Linked DNA regions of Homo sapiens: region 2 is linked to region 1. Evidence: chromatin contacts called from ENCODE Hi-C or POLR2A ChIA-PET data. All regions are on one chromosome and are shown on one strand. The core of a region is the stretch at or near the end of the contact, and the rest is flanking DNA. Distances in the headings are between cores, read along the strand shown.

Evidence for each region. Hi-C counts contacts between places; a loop is a spot of excess contacts on that map. ChIA-PET counts read pairs that join two places held with the same protein, here RNA polymerase II (POLR2A). Pooled maps may share reads with other maps.
Region 2: a pooled map shows a loop between it and region 1 (10-fold over the local background). The contact joins the enhancer-like site here to the promoter of ZNF2 in region 1. A Hi-C loop is called at or near these places in 1 of 37 single-sample maps with no recorded cell type and 6 of 50 pooled maps. POLR2A ChIA-PET finds 5 or more read pairs at or near these places in 1 of 52 experiments (MCF 10A).

Annotation. Positions count from the first base shown.
Region 1 is chr2:95,162,726-95,167,898 of GRCh38, forward strand. It overlaps ZNF2 (zinc finger protein 2), which reads left to right and starts at 3,084. Exons shown (of 5, transcript NM_021088.4): 1 at 3,084-3,135. RefSeq lists enhancers at 2,072-2,708, 2,709-3,343, 2,771-3,200.
Region 2 is chr2:96,161,862-96,167,034 of GRCh38, forward strand. No RefSeq gene overlaps it. Among named protein-coding and RNA genes, the nearest start is that of DUSP2, 19 kb to the left of the region's middle. RefSeq lists enhancers at 1,737-2,016, 2,897-2,946, 3,207-3,286. Within about 2 kb of position 2,035, at least 10 of the 41 ENCODE cell types and tissues checked have a DNase peak (open chromatin) inside an H3K27ac peak, as active enhancers do.

The DNA.
Region 1 (5,173 bases), core at 1,834-4,333:
GGACACTGGCGAACAGTCCCAGCTGAGCCTAGCCACGGGTGCCAATCTGGGTGCCAGATATAGTCCTCCCAATTGAGGATCCAGAAATTGTGAAGCAGAAACGAGCTGTGTTAGGCCATTTTGCACTGCTATAAAGAAATACCTGAAACTGGGTAATTTATAAAGAAAAGAGGTTTCCTTGGCTCTTGGTTCTGCTGGCTGTACAGGAAGCATGGCAACGGCATCTGTTTGGCTACTGGGGAGGCCTCAGGGAGCTTTCACTCACTGTGGAAGGTGAAGTGGGAGTTTGCACTTTGCATGGTGAAAGCAGGAACAAAACAGAGTTGGGGAGGGCAGGAAGGTGTCACACACGTAAACAACCAGATCTCAGGAGTACTCACTATTGCAAGGACGGCACCAAGCCATGAGGGATCTGCCCCCATCACCCAAATACCTCCCACCAGGCCCCATCTCCAACACTGGGGTTTACATCTCAACATGAGATTTGGAGAGGATATCCAAATGATATCCCTGTGTGCCCATCCCTGTTGTGCCCATCCAAGTTCCCGACCCACAGAACATGTTGGCCTAATAAAATTGTTGTTTTCAGCCACTAAGTTTGGAGTGGTTAAACAGCATCAGACGGCCATAACATCCTGCAATTTGGCAGAGCCTACAAGCTTCTGGGCCCAAGAGATACCTGTTTTACTCTAAAAAGATGGATGTATGTCACTTCTTGGCTGCTTAGCTTCCATATGCTCCTCCTAACTCTTTTGAGAATATCAGTTAAAATTCTCTTAATCTTCCCAGTAACATGGCCGATTAGATGGCCTAAACAGCCCTCTTAATAAAAAAACTAAAAATGCTGAAAAATTGCAAACATCTTTATAAACACACTGATGAGCAGGCATGAAAGTGAGGAATTTGTAAACATTTAAAAAAATAAAGTGAAATGGGCCAGGTGCAGTGGCTCATGCCTATAATCCTAGCACTCTGGGAGGCCGAAGAGGGTGGATTGCTTGAGCCCGAGTTTGAAACCAGCCTGGGCAACATGGTAAAACCCCATGTCTACAAAAAAATACAAAAAGTAGCCAGACATGGTGGTGCATGCCTGTAGTCCCAGCTACTCTTGAGGCTGAGATGGGAGGACTACGTGAGCCCAGGAGGTGGAGGTTGCAGTGAGCTGAGAGCATGCCACTGCATTCTGGCCTGGCTGACACAGCCAGAGCCTGTCTCAAAAAATAAATAAAGTGAGAGCTAGAATTCTGAGAATCGAGCAACAAACCTGACTTTTAGACTGCTAAATCCTAGAGCACATAAACTTCCACTTTGGCAGCTACCTGGAAGCGGTAAAGACAAAGCCTAGGGCCTGCCAGTGGGTGGGGAATATTCTAGAAGGAAACACTTTCAGGACCCCAGTTTCCACCCTCAGTATAAGGCTAAATAATAAAAACCACCACACAGAAGGGAACAAAAAAAAAAAAGTATTTCTCTTATGGATGTTGTGACTTTAATCAAGCTCTAATCTCCTAGGAAGGTCCAAACCCCTTAGTACAACACAAAGGCAGCCACAACCTGGCCTTACCTCAAGATAGTTATTGGCCCCTAAACCTCATCCACAAGGCATTCATTTTGCTACTAATTATTTTCACTTTTATCCTCTAGACTATGCCTTTGCATGTACTATTCACTGTTTAGATCACACTTTTTTTTTCTTAAGTATTTAAGTATACCAGTGAAAGGAATCCTTTCCCACCTTTCCCGGCCATAGTTAATAGCTTCCTCCATTGTACTCTCATAGTATGTTGAATGTGACATAATTATAGAACATACTGCCTCTATTGTGATTTTACATTCTGATTTTTTCCATTGGACCAAGAGTTCATTTGGGGCAGTAACTTACTCATATTTGTAACTGTGCCTTGCTTATGGTGAGCAATTTGGATTTTTTGAATGAAAGTGTAGTCTTATGGAGATGGAGAGTAGAAGGATGGTTAACAGACTGGGAAGGGTTGGCGGGGTGGGGAAGTGGGGATAGTTAATGGGTACAAAAAATAGAATAAGAAATAGTATAACTAGTATTTGATAGCACATCAGAGTAATTACAGCCAATAATATTGTATATTTTAAAGTAACTAAAAGAATATAACTGGATCGTTTGTAACACAAAGGACAAATGCTTGAGGTGATGGATATCCCATTTGTCCTGATGAGATTATTACTTATTGCATGCCTGTGTCAAAATATCTCAGGTGGCCCATAAATGTTCACACCTACTGTGTACCCACAAAAACTTAAAAAAAACCCAAACCACTAATAAATTAACCTGGAAAAACGTAGCTTTGTTCCTGAAGTAAGATTTTATCATATTCTTTGTAATTTTCAGTCTTCCCTGAGATGTAGCTCAGTGGTTCCTAGCTTTAGCTGCACATTAGAGTCACCTGCAGCTCTTTTCAAACTGTCGCTCCACAGCTGGGCCTCAGGCATCAATGTCGAAAGCTCTCCGGGTGATTCCAGCTTGCAGCCAGGGCCGTTCCAGCAACTCCAAGGCTGGCTGGTGTGCGCTGAAGCTGTCGGGAGTCGGACCAGCTGCACAGTTAATACATATGTGTCCTAGGCTCCTCTCTCCTTCCAACGCAAATATGTGTACAAACCCTGCCTGGAACCGCAGCCCTGCTCTCAGAATCAAATTCCTGAAAGTGGGCAAGCGGAAGCGGAAATAAGCCCTCTCCCAACGCCAGCTGACTCGATTTCGTCTCGGTCTTCCCCAGAGCTGGACACGAGGCACCATGATCAGAGAGACACATTCCCTGCGGACGGCGCTCCCATCGGATACTGGAGGGACGCGACACTAGAGGCAGGCAGTACTTCAGGGTGACCATAAGTCTCCCAAACAGCCACAACGGCTCGCTCTCCCAGCTAAGGCGACAGCGCTGCCATTTTGGATCCTGTTCAGCCACGGGAAGCCGGCGTTTGCACACATTTTCGGACGTCATATTAAAGCGCACCGGACGCCGAGACTTCTGGGAGATGAAGTCCTTGCGAAGGCCCCGCATTGATTGGGAGCGCAGTCGCCAGGACCCTGTGCGCAGGCGCGTTGGTTTCCCGACCTGAAGAGGCGCCGTCTTCCCGGGTCCCGAGCACTCTGTGCCGGAGGTGAGGGTTGTGGGTGTGTGTCTTCAAGGAGCGGAGTGAGCGCAGCAGCCGAGAGAGGGGACATGAGAACTTTGGGGAGGTGCTGTGGGAGCAAAACGGGGTGACACGGGCGAGGCCAGCCTGCAGAGCGTGTGTCGCGACGTCTCGGTGCGGACGGAAAGTTGTGCATCCACCCCCGTGTGTGCGTGTGTCCCGTGGGGTCTGGGCACCCATTGTATGTCGGTCCCGGACTTTAAGGTTGGAGGTTTGGAGTCTTCCTCCGCCTCTCCCGTTTCTTCTTCCCATAATGGGTGCTTAATGAACGTGGGTGGAATTGACACCAAATCTAGGATGCTGCCGCTCCGTCTTTGCCAGACAGCGCCTCAGATTGCCTCATTTAGCTCCCTGCCCTGGGCCTCCGCACGAGTGCTGGAGGGCTTCATGGAGGAGGTGGGATTTGACGTGAAAGAAAAACAACAACAACAAAACAAAAACCACGAAAGAAGCAGCTAAGCGTTAGGCAGATTTGAGCTGGAGATAGTTTTTACAGAAATGCAGGAACAGTGGTAGACAAGGTTGAAGAAAAGGTACGCTGGGAGCCAGGGCCCGGGACTCAGAGAATCAGGACAAGACTCAGTAGGCAAGGTGGCTTATATAGGTGTGATCCAGGGACTGACACGAATGAAACTATTTGGAGACAGTTATTCTAGAGGTCACATTCAGGACTAGAGAGGGGAAAGGACCAGTAGCAGAGAGCTACTTAGGAATGTATGGTAGTTTTGGAGTAAGATGTTGTGGACTTGAATTATGGTGGTGGTAGTGAAAGGGAAGGATACAGATGACACTGCAAAAGAAGAGTCAAAAGGGCCTGGTGACTAGATTTGGGAGGAAAGAGAGTGAGGTAAGAGTTTGAATTTGGGACACCTGGGAGAACAATAAAACATCTGATACAAATGTAAAGCCAGGAAGAGGCGTTGATGTGTGGAATTGCCTAAAGGAAGATAGTTTTGAGGTGATGGTGGAACGCCTGATTTAAGGTTTGCAGTCATTTGGAAATGCAGGATGAGTCTGGAAGAATGCAATACAGTTGTATTGTAAAATTACAATACAATTACAGGACATGGACATCTGTAGAGTTTGAAAATGGAGCCCTGAATGTGGATGGACTTTCTGAGGGATGGCAAAAACGAAGAAAGTACAAAGACTGAGCTATGGGCAGCATCCATGTTTCCAGGGCAAAAGTGGGGAAAAAGAGTCACAGAAAGACAGCAATTTTAGTGGTTGGAAGAAAAGCTAGTGCAGTATCATAGCAGTTACAGTAACCACTTGAATAAGCAGAAGCTTGTCCGAACAGTGAAAAGCTACAGAGAAATAGATAATATGGCCGGGCACAGTGGCTCACGCCTGTAAGTCCCAGCACTTTGGGAGTCTGAGGCGGGCGGATCACGAGGTCAGGAGATCGAGACCATCCTGGCTAACACGGTGAAACCCCGTCTCTACTAAAAAAATACAAAAAATTAGCCGGGCGTGGTGGCGGGCGCCTGTAGTCCCGGCTACTCGGGAGGCTGAGGCAGGAGAATGGCATGAACCCGGCAGGCGGAGCTTGCAGTGAGCCAAGATTGCGCCACTGCACTCCAGCCTGGGTGACAGAGCGAGACTCAGTCTCAAAAAAAAAAAAAAAAAAAAAGAAAGAAATAGAGATAATAGGATCAGAAATGCATTGGTAGGCCAGGTGCGGTAGCTCATGCCTGTAATCCCAGCACTTTGGGAAGCCGAGGTGGGCAGATCACTTGACGTCAGGAGTTCAAGACCAGCCTGGCCAACATGGTGAAACCCCGTCTCTACAAAAATACAAAAATTAGCAGGGCATGATGGCGGGTGCCTGTAATCCCAGCTACTTGGGAGGCTGAGGTGGGAGAATCACTTGAGCCCGAGAGGTGGAGGTTGCAGTGAGCCGAGATGATGCCATTGCTCTTCAGCCTGGGCGACAAGAGTGAAATTCCGTCTCAAAAAAAAAAAAAAAAAGTAGTTTTCAAGCATGCCATTTCAGGTGTGTGAG
Region 2 (5,173 bases), core at 785-3,284, 1.0 Mb after region 1:
ACTGGAAACCTTCACATGGACAAATGACAAAATCTCTGCCCTCTTGGTTCTTACATTGTAATGGGGTGGGGAGGACAAGCAATAAAGAAATAAACACATCGTACGTCAGATGGTGGTTATGGAGAAAAGCCCAACAGGAAAAGAGGACAGAGAGTGTGAAGAAAGTGAGTAAAGATGTGAGGCCTCCAAAAACAAATAAGAAAAAGTCAAACAACACAACAGGAAAGGGGCAAAGAATAACAACACAGAATTCACAGACCAAGAAATGCAAATCTCCAGTAATCCACAAAAGCCATGCTCTACCCACTGAAACAAGGCAGCGCGATGATCCACCCATCAGGTTGGCAAACATTCAAATACTGGGAAGGGTGGTGAATGAGTGAACTTGTGCTCTTTTGGTGGGAGTGTAAGTTGGTTGATAACGTGTGTTTAAAGAAAGCAATTTGACAGAACCTATCCAAATGTTTAAAGCACATGCTCTTCAACCCTGCAACCTCTCTTCTGGGTGAAGAAACTTGTCCAAAGATTTCCAAGGCAGCATTGTCTGTATTGGGAGGAAAAATGGAATACAAAGTTTTTACACTTCTATCAAGTATCTGTAAAAACAAATAATGAGGTAAATCTACACACACTGATCTAGAACAAGCTTCAAGATACAGTGAAGACAAGTGAGTTGCAAAATAAGTTCGTATAGTATGATCCCATTTCAATAAAAACAAAAAAGAGAAAGCTGTACATTCTTGTTTGTTTTTTGGTTTGTTTTGTTTCAGTTTTTTTTTTTTTTTCTTTTTTAGACAGCTCTGTCACCCAGGCTAGAGGGCAGTGGTGCGATCACAGCTCACTGCAGCCTCAACCTCCCGGACACAAGCCATCCTCCCACCTCAACCTCCTGGGTAACTGGGACCACAGGCGCACATCACCACACCCGGCTAATTTTTTGTATTTTTGGTAGAGATGGAGTTTCACCGTGTTGCCCAGGCTGGTCTCGTGGGCTCAAGCAATCTGTCTCGACCTCCCAAAGTGCTGGGATTACAGGCGTGAGCCACCGCACCCGGCCTACATTCTACATGAACATAAATGTGTATGAAAAGCTCTAGGACAAAAAGTCTGGTTACAAATCAAGGAAAAAGCGTTGAACCACCAGAAGGGGATGGTGACTCAGTGAGCCTCGTGGCACCCCTCAGTTGGGGCTGCTGGGGAAGTGGGGGGACAAGCCTTCCACTAAGTGAGACTTGACTGTGGTCTGGACTGTGAAGGAGGACCCCGAGGCTGGCTGAAGGTGTGGGGGAGCCATGGACCTGACAAGGAAAGAGAATGATGGGCCAGAGGGGAGGCTGCAGACCTCAGAGAGGAGGGATCTCAGGAAAAGCCCTGAGCAGGCCAAGGGGGGCAGGCTCAGGCTAGGTGGGCACAAAGGCCCCGGTGACATTGACCACACCACTCAGGCCGGGGGTTTCCTCTGCGCCCTGTGCTGGCCGACCTGCCCGGAATGGCTTCACCCACCCCTCCCCTGCCCATCCTTGAGACCCCTCAGGTTTCGCTTCCTCCAGGAAGGCTTCCCAGATCCCCAGGCTGAATCAAGGGCTTCTCCCAGAGCCTCCCAGAGCTTGGGCTCGCCTCTGGCCTTCACAGGCCTCATCAAGGCACCCACCCAATACTGGTGCCTCCCTGAAGCCAGCGAGTGGGCCTTGGCGGGTTCGCTTTCCCCACACCTGGCTCAGGCCTGGCCTGCAGTGTTGGCTGATGGACAGCTGGTGAGCTATTTACCCTGTTTCTCCATTGGTGGCCTTGGGTAGGTACCAGGCCTCCCTGGGGGAGCCGGGAGCCCTTATTAAGGTTTGATCCCCATCTCTCTGAAAGGCAACATCCTGTCCTTCTCTTGCCCACCATCCCAGTGCAGGGGTCAGATTCTGCCCTGGCCAACAGCCAGGCCAAATGGGGGAGGCCTGTCTCCAAGCAGGATGTAAGGGCTCCCACGCAGCCCAGGGTCTTTTTCCGTGGCTCAGAACATGCTGTACCAGGTGGCCGCCTCTGCTGGGTGTCACCTTGCTTCTCACAGCCCCCTCTCTGCTCACATCCTGTTTCCACCCCTCCAACACTGCTGGGCCCCGCGCCCCCAGCCTCCGCCCCCAGCTGCTGGGTTTTCACGTGGCCTTTCCTGGGTTGCTGTAGGGGCACAGGCCTCTTATTTTTAGCTCCTTGGGGGCTGAAGGAATTTACATCTGAGTCTGCTCTCCTGAAGAGACAGACGGTTTCAAATGTGTCTAATGTGGTCTCCCGGGCAGCCTCAGCCTAGGCCAGCACTAAGGCAGAGGGGAAGGAGTGAGACGGCCAGCCCAGCATCCGGAGGCACACCATGTGGCCTCAGGCAGGGCCCGCAAGCCAGCTGAGCCCCACTTTCCTCAGCTACTAAGTGGGAACCCTGGGGAGGTGACCCCACTGCTGTGAGCCAGGAATAAGGATGCCCATGGGATGGGCAGGGAGGCCCTGGAGATGCCCATGTCAGGGGAAGGAGCCCTCACTCTGGGCCGGAGCCTCACCTACCACACCACCCTGCACAAGTCTATCACACATTTGTTATTTTCCCTAATTATCCCAGAAATCCCCCAACACTAGGAAATTTGGAACACACAGAAAAGATGGCAGAAGACAGAAATGCGTTGCTCATAACCCATCACAGTTCCTATGTGGAGCTGCCCCTCTCTGAGCCCTTTGCAATGCCCTCAGAACGAAAGGCAGGAGGGGAGGTCCCTTACTGAAAACAAAAGCCTACTGTTAGCCCAATAGGGCCTGGCAGGGAGCCCCAGGCAGTGTCCACCAGCCCTCCTCAGGCAGCATCAAGGGACCCAAGCCCCTCTCCCCCTTCCCTTCCTCCTTCCCGGCTGATCCCAGCAGCCCTTCCCTGGTGGCGGCGCTCCCAGAGCCCTGCAGTTTTTCCCCTCCCGAGGTGGGTCCAGGGATGGGCTGTAAGGCCGGGCCTGCCCCCAGGAGACCGGAGACCGCAGCACACATCCTGCAGTGAATATGACTGGTAGTCGCTGGTCCCAACCTCCTCCCTACCAGACGCAGAGGCTTACCCTACACAGACCTCTCACACTTGGCAGAGCCATGTGACTTACTCCAGCCAATGAAACACCACCTCCAGACTCAGGCAATAAAAAGCCCTGTGCGATTTTCCCACTTGCTCATCCTCTGCCATGTCGATGGAGGAGATCTTGAGTTCTCCAGGCACCGCAGCTGCATGACAGCCAGTCGGCCGCATCCGAAGGGCTCTGCCCACTTTTCGACTGGTGAAAACCCACTCCCTGTGGCCCTGTTCCACCACACCCCCAACTTCCATCCTATTTTCCAGTCTATTAAATGGTGGTGGCCACCCCACCACCACCTAGGTCCTGAGTTTCTCCTCAACCTTCAGACAGTTAGTGACATGTACGCTGTTCACTCCACTCCCATGGACCCTATTTATAATTTCATAAATAAAATAAACTATTATGAAATTATATTTTGGCATATACAAGGAATTTTTACAAATCAAGAAGAAAACCAGGGGAACTACAGGAAAAATATCAACATAAAAATGGATATAGTCGACCGGACGTAGTGGCTTATGCTTGTAATCCCAGCACTTTGGGAGGCCAGGGTGGGTAGAACACCTGAGGTCAGGAGTTCGAGACCAGCCTGGCCAACATGGTGAAACCCCGTCTCTACCAAAAATACAAAAAATAAAAATAAAAAATTAACCAGGCATGGTGGCAGGTGCCTGTAGTCCCTCCCAGCTACTCGGGAGGCTGAGTCAGGAGAACTGCTTGAACCCGGAAGGCAGAGGTTGCAGTGAGCCAAGATGGGGCCACTGCACTCCAGCCTGGGTGACAGAGTGAGATTCAGTCTCTAAGAAAAAAAAATAAAAAAGGATTATAGTTATAATAGGCAATTCATGCAAGGGAAATCCCAATGGTTAACAAGTATGACAAGAAATATTTAACTCCATAGTAACTAGAGAAATCAAAATTATAACTGAGATATCCCTTTTATACCATCCAGATTGGAAAAACTAAATAAAAATAAAAAATAAAAGGCAGATAATATTGACCAGGCATGGTGGCTCACTCCTGTATTCCTAGCACTTTGGGAGGCCAAGGCAGGTGGATCACTTGAGGCCAGGAGTTTGAGACTAGCCTGGCCAACATGGTGAAACCCTGTCTCTACTAAGAATACAAAAATTAGCTGAGAGTGGTGGCACATGCCTTTAATCCCATTATTTAGGAGGCTGAGGCAGGAGAATTGTTTGAGCCTGGGAGGTGGAGGTTGCAGTGAGACGAGATTGTGCCACTGAACTCCAGCCTGGGTGATGGAACAAGACTCTATCTAAAAAATAAAAAATAAAAAAAAAATAATGTAGGGAAAGCAACATGACACTATTGAGTAAAAACGGAGTATACTGGCTACCCCCATATTAGCAAATCTTTCTGTCTCTTTCCTCTTAAAAAACAAAAAAACAAAAACACATTTCCTATAATGTATATGGAATAAGGCGAGGGAGAAAATAATAGGGGAGTGAGACTCCCATTCTGCCTCGTACGAAATAAGAAATAATGTTGGAGACATACTAAATGTCATCTAAGACCCTTAACTCACACCACATATAAAAATTAACTAACTGGAACAGATCAAAGACCTAAATGTAAAATCTAAAATTATGCAATGTATAGAAGAAAAACATAGGAGAAAATATTTATATCTTGAACTGGACAAAGTTTTCTTAGAACACAAAAAAGCACAGGCAGGGTACGGTGGCTTACACCTGTAATCCCAGCACTTTGGGAGGCCGAGGTGGGCAGATCATGAAGTCAGGAGATCGAGACCATCCTGGCCAACATGGTGAAACCCTGTCTCTACTAAAAATATAAAAATTAGCTGGGTGTAGTGGCATGTGCCTGTAATCCCAGCTACTCAGGAAGCTGAGGCACGAGAATCATTTGAACCCAGGAGGTGGAGGTTGCAGTGAGCTGAGATTGCACTACTGCACTCCAGCCTGGCAACAGAGCGAGACTCCATCTCAAAAAAAAAAAAAGAAGAAAAAAAATCACACACACAAAATATAAACAATTGATAAGCTGAACTTTGTCAAAATTAAAACCTTTTACTCTTTGAAAGACACCTTAAAAAAACAAAA